Linked DNA regions of Homo sapiens: region 2 is linked to region 1. A link is an interaction called in ENCODE POLR2A ChIA-PET data of the cell type or tissue named here. Cell type or tissue: GM12878. All regions are shown on one strand.

Region 1 (2,500 bases):
GATCTCAGCACTTTGGGAGGCCTAGGTGGGCAGATCACCTGAGGTCGGGAGTTCGAGACCAGCCTGACCAACATGGAGAAACCCTGTCTCTACTAAAAATACAAAAAAAAAAAAAAAATTAGCCAGGTGTGGTGGCACATGTGTGTAATCCCAGCTACTCGGGAGACTGAGGCAGGAGAATAACTTGAACCCGGGAGGTGGAGGTTGTGGTGAGCCGAGATCACGCCATTGCACTACAGCCTGGACAACAAGAGTGGAACTCCGTCTCCAAAAAAAAAAAAAACAAAAAAAAAGAAGACGAAGTAGAGTGAAAGCCGCAACGATAAATAACAAACAAAAAACCCAGCACCTATGAATTGGTTGTGTCATATATTTCTCTAGAAGTGATAAAGCCAAGTTTCCAAAGCTAGTTCTTAACAGTGTCATTAATGGGCTTGTCTTCTCAGTTTTGCTTAGGTAATGTGACATAAACAGGATAATCAGGTCATTTGCTTATTGTTCTGCTGAGGATTTTTTTTTTTTCTTTTCTACCCACTGTCAAAAGTGAGTAGCAAAAAACAAAGCAAGAAGTGGGTGAACACTGAAAAACTATAAAGCACTATACAAGATGTTAAGTGACTTTTTTTTTTTTTTTTTTTTTTTTTGGAGACAGAGACTTGCTCTGTTGCCAGGCTGGAGTGCAGTGGCATGATCTTGGCTCACTGCAACCTCTGCCTCCCGGGTTCCAGCAATTCTCCTGCCTCAGCCTCCAGAGTAGCTGGGACTACAGGCGTGCGCCACTACACCCAGCTAATTTTTGTATTTTTAATAGAGACGAGGTTTCGCCCTGTTGGCCAGGCTGATCTCAATCTCCTGACCTCGTGATTTGCCCGCCTCGGCCTCCCGAAGTGCTGGGATTACAGGCGTGAGTCACCGCACCTGGCCGCGACTTTTATTTTTAAAGAAAAGGAAAGCTGAAAGAAATAAGTAAATTTCATTTTTTTCCCAAAATGAAAAGGGTAAGATATGCAAAGAGGAAAAGAAGTAAGTTTCTGTGAAATTCAGTACATCCTTAAGACTATAGCATTTGAGTCAGATAGAAGAGATTAGATTCTTTCTCTGGGTTCTGATGGTTGCATGGGTGTGTGTGGGGCGAGTGATGTGGTATTGCTTTCTAATCAACTTCTTACTGCCTTCAGGCATTATCAGTGTTCTTTCTTCCTGGATGTCAGAGCCACTTCTAATAATGACTGCTTTCAGCTAAACAACAGTAGGCATTCTCTTCGAAGGGGTAAAAATGACTTGGGTCATTTGTAGGCTGCAGCTCTTCATAGTCATTCAAATTCAGCATATTCTGATGGACAAGGCCATTACACAGTATTAATAGCTTTACCATCTCACCATGATAGTGATTACAGTAGTTCTTTAATATCGCTGCTGAAATGAAAGAGATAAATCTACACATGAGAAACATGCTTTTTTTTTCTAACATAGAGATAATGTAAAGACACAGTATTAAATTTTAAAATTTCAAAATTTACAAAACAAAGTTTCTTAAAAAACAGAATATTTAAAGTTATGCCCAGCATGACACAATTTTTTTTTTTTAAATAGAGATGTGTGTCTTATTAGTTGCCCAGGCTGGTCTTGAACTTCTGGGCTCAAGCACTCTTCCCACCTCAGCCTCCCAAAGTGGTGGGATTACAAGTGTAAGCCACTGTGCCTGGCCACAAACCATATTTTAGAAAGTGCACTGGACAGGCACAGTGGCTTACACCTGTAATCCCAACACTTTGGGAGGCTAAGACAGGAGGATTGCCTGAGGCCAGGAGTTCCAGACCAGCCTTGGCAATACAAGGAGACTCTGTCTCTACAAAAAGTTAGCCAGGTGAAGTGGTGTGTGCCTGTAGTCCCACCTACTCAGGGAGGCTAAGTTGGGAGGATCGCTTGAGCCCAGGAGCTTGAGGCTGCAGTGAGCTATGATTGTGGACTGCACTTCAGCCTGGGAGACACAGCGAGACCCCATCTCAAAAAACCAAAAAAATTGAAAAATTAAAAAAAAAAGTGCATTGGAAAAGAATTCTCATCCTTTTTAAAAAAATATGGTTTGATTTTTAAATGTATTTTTTTCTTGATAAATGTAATGGTCATTTGAAAGTGCAAATTATAGACTGTGTCAACAAGATTACTTTTGCCTTGGCTATACGCAATACAAACTCAGAAAGATTGATGCATCTGGGGAAAACAAAGTAAATCCTATCCTTTTTAGTCTGTTTGACATATTAAAGTGACCACTGAAGAAGAAATGAGGGCATTAATCTCGATTCTATCACCCCTTTGCTGGGTAAAATTGGGGAAGATTTAACCTTGAGGCCTCATTATCTCATCTAGAAAATAATGGGATAGGTTTAAATCTCTGAGGTGCAATAGCATTCTAATGTTTACACTTCAATACATATGGCTTCTTCTAAAATATTCTTAGTCATTATGGTTTATATGTCATGATCTGAGGAAGAACCCC
Region 2 (2,500 bases), 72 kb before region 1:
ATCTCTCTCGGTTACCTTGGATTATTCCCCACTGCTATGGAATATAGATGAAATACTTGCAAAGCACTGGATGTCCCTTAACATCTGGTAGAAATTTATCTATTTCTATGGCGGATCTCCCTATCCTGCCTCCCCTTCCCCATCCTGCATGCTTCACAGCACTTTGTGAACATACCTTGACCTAGTGTCAGCAGTCAGCCTTGGCTTCTTTTGTTCCCCCTCCTTATGAACAGCCCTGCTCTACCCACCCTAATTCAAGATATAGTACGTTAGTACCTGATGTATGTTTACTAGCATTTTCTCTAGTTATAATAAGTGTTGAATACAGAAAACTTACGGGAAAATCACATATGCCCACTACTTTAATTGTTAAACTTTAATAGATTTTGGAAATATTTACAACTAAAGGTCCACTTAGCAATAGAGTATACTTATTTTTGCATTTATGATTTAATGCTTGATGTCATAAATAGGCACACATGTGTCCATCCTAACTGAATATAAACACCTGGGGGCCCGATTGTTGTATCTGATTCATCTATTCTTCTTACAACTATTTGATTGAAGTGAATCAGTGACTCTGCAATATAACCCCATATGTGACTTTGATGGTGGAACTGCAGATTGATAGGGAATTATTTTATTGGAGGCAGGTCTACTTGTCCCCCTCAAAACACCGGAGGAGACCATTGCTGGTGCCTGGTACCTGCTCTTGGATGAGCTGAGGAGTCTCAGACAGGATCATTTTGTGCTTCTTGTTCACACTGAGATGGTAGAATTTCTGCTCTGGACTGAAACCTTTGAACAAGTCTCTTTTTTAAATGTTTGATGGTGACTCTACTGAATTTCTTTTTTATATGCCTCTAATACATGAATGCTCCCAATAGACTGCATAAAATACTGTAAAGGCAGTCTATCTTGAAAGAAATGAAATCATGAAGGCCTCTGCCTATTTCACTTTGTTTTCTCCAACTGATGTATTCATTTGCCCACTACAGTTTTATTTTGATGATCTTTGTAAGGTTAAGACAAGTATTACTTTTGAGCCTGGCAGACATAGTAAGGAGAATTCTGATATATGTCTCATTTTTGTGACCCCAAATGTGGCTCTACTGCCTTGATTTGAATGCTTGATAATTTATAGTGATATAAATTTCCCAGAACATCACAGAGTATGATTTAATCTCAAACACTTGGAAGGTTATAGTCACCTTCTGGAAAAAATATTAAAACTACTTCAATGATCTACCTTTGTCACACCAAGGCACTCTCTCCCTGCTTTTCTTCACTCTCATGCCAATTGTGATTAAAGCTTTTTTTTTTTGATGAATATATCTAATCTGCAGTGTTTAGAGGTATTCTCTCTATGTATAAAATGTATTGTGATGTCCTTAGAAGGATGATGGCTAGACAGAATTTTATTATGTTTATTGTTATTAATCCTTACTTGTAGGAATATGACATATCTGTATTAAAAATGTAGTTTTATTGAAAAAGGAAGCTGGGCGCGGTGGCTCACGCCTGTAATCCCAGCACTTTGGGAGGCCGAGGTGGGCGGATCACGAGGTCAGGAGATCGAGACCATCCTGGCTAACATAGTGAAACCCCGTCTCTACTAAAAATACAAAAAAAAATTAGCCGGACGCGGTGGCGGGCGCCTGTATTCCCAGCTACTCGGGAGGCTGAGGCAGGAGAATGGCGTGAACCCGGGAGGCGGAGCTTGCAGTGAGCCGAGATCGCGCCACTGCACTCTAGCCTGGGTGACAGAGCAAGACTCCATCTCAAAAAAAAAAAAAAAAAAAAAAAAATGTATCTTATAGACTTTTAAAGAAAAATACCAAAAATGAAACATAGTTACTGGGAAGACGGGTTGATGGAAAATAATATATTTTTTACTCTCTGTAGTGGAATTTGATTTTTTTCACTGTTTGAAGTATAGACAGTCTTCTGAGTTTTTGGTGTGGTTTTTTTTTTTTTTTTGGTGGTGTGTGGGGCGGGGTGGAATAGAAATTTTGAAGACGTTATTTATGAGTGATTCTTAAGGCTTTGGCATCAGTTCTTATAATAGTTATTTTGATAGAGCCAGGGACTGGGTGTTGAGGCAGTCTCTGAACTGGAGCAATTTACACTGTAAGAAAGCGTTTTGGTTTCAGGGTATGGAGTTTTCCTCAAATCTTACAGTCTTGGCTCTGTAACCATTTGCCTGACCAGCTGTTGCCTAACCTTTGTTTCCTTAGCAGCTGTTTCTATGAAAAAAGATATTTGGACTACATATAAACTCTGGACAACCTCAGCCCTGTAATTTTAAGTCTCTGTTTTAAAATTTCAGAAGGCCAAGGTCCTTGTGATTATAGCTGTGTTCTTTGAGCCATTGTAACGAACCAGCTAGCCAAATTATTAAATAGAATTAGGGAAAATAACCTTTCCAGCTATTTGCAGAGCATATTTCAGGAGTACAAACCATTTTGGTGCTAGGATATTATATAAAGAGATCTTTCTC

The links. Peaks named below come from ENCODE experiments on the same cell type or tissue, not always from the same donor. Only the 100,000 strongest peaks of a DNase experiment are listed, where the experiment ranks them.
Region 2: POLR2A ChIA-PET joins it to region 1 with 9 read pairs; 10 of 35 experiments call an interaction of 5 or more read pairs at or near these places.

The regions. Positions count from the first base shown.
Region 1 is chr6:129,647,698-129,650,197 of GRCh38, reverse strand. The region is part of intron 1 of ARHGAP18 (Rho GTPase activating protein 18); the gene reads left to right. Among named protein-coding and RNA genes, the nearest start is that of ARHGAP18, 61 kb to the left of the region's middle. In GM12878, no CTCF peak of the experiment used is centred here; no DNase peak of the experiment used is centred here; H3K27ac peaks cover 1,112 bases.
Region 2 is chr6:129,719,605-129,722,104 of GRCh38, reverse strand. No RefSeq gene overlaps it. Among named protein-coding and RNA genes, the nearest start is that of ARHGAP18, 11 kb to the right of the region's middle. In GM12878, no CTCF peak of the experiment used is centred here; no DNase peak of the experiment used is centred here.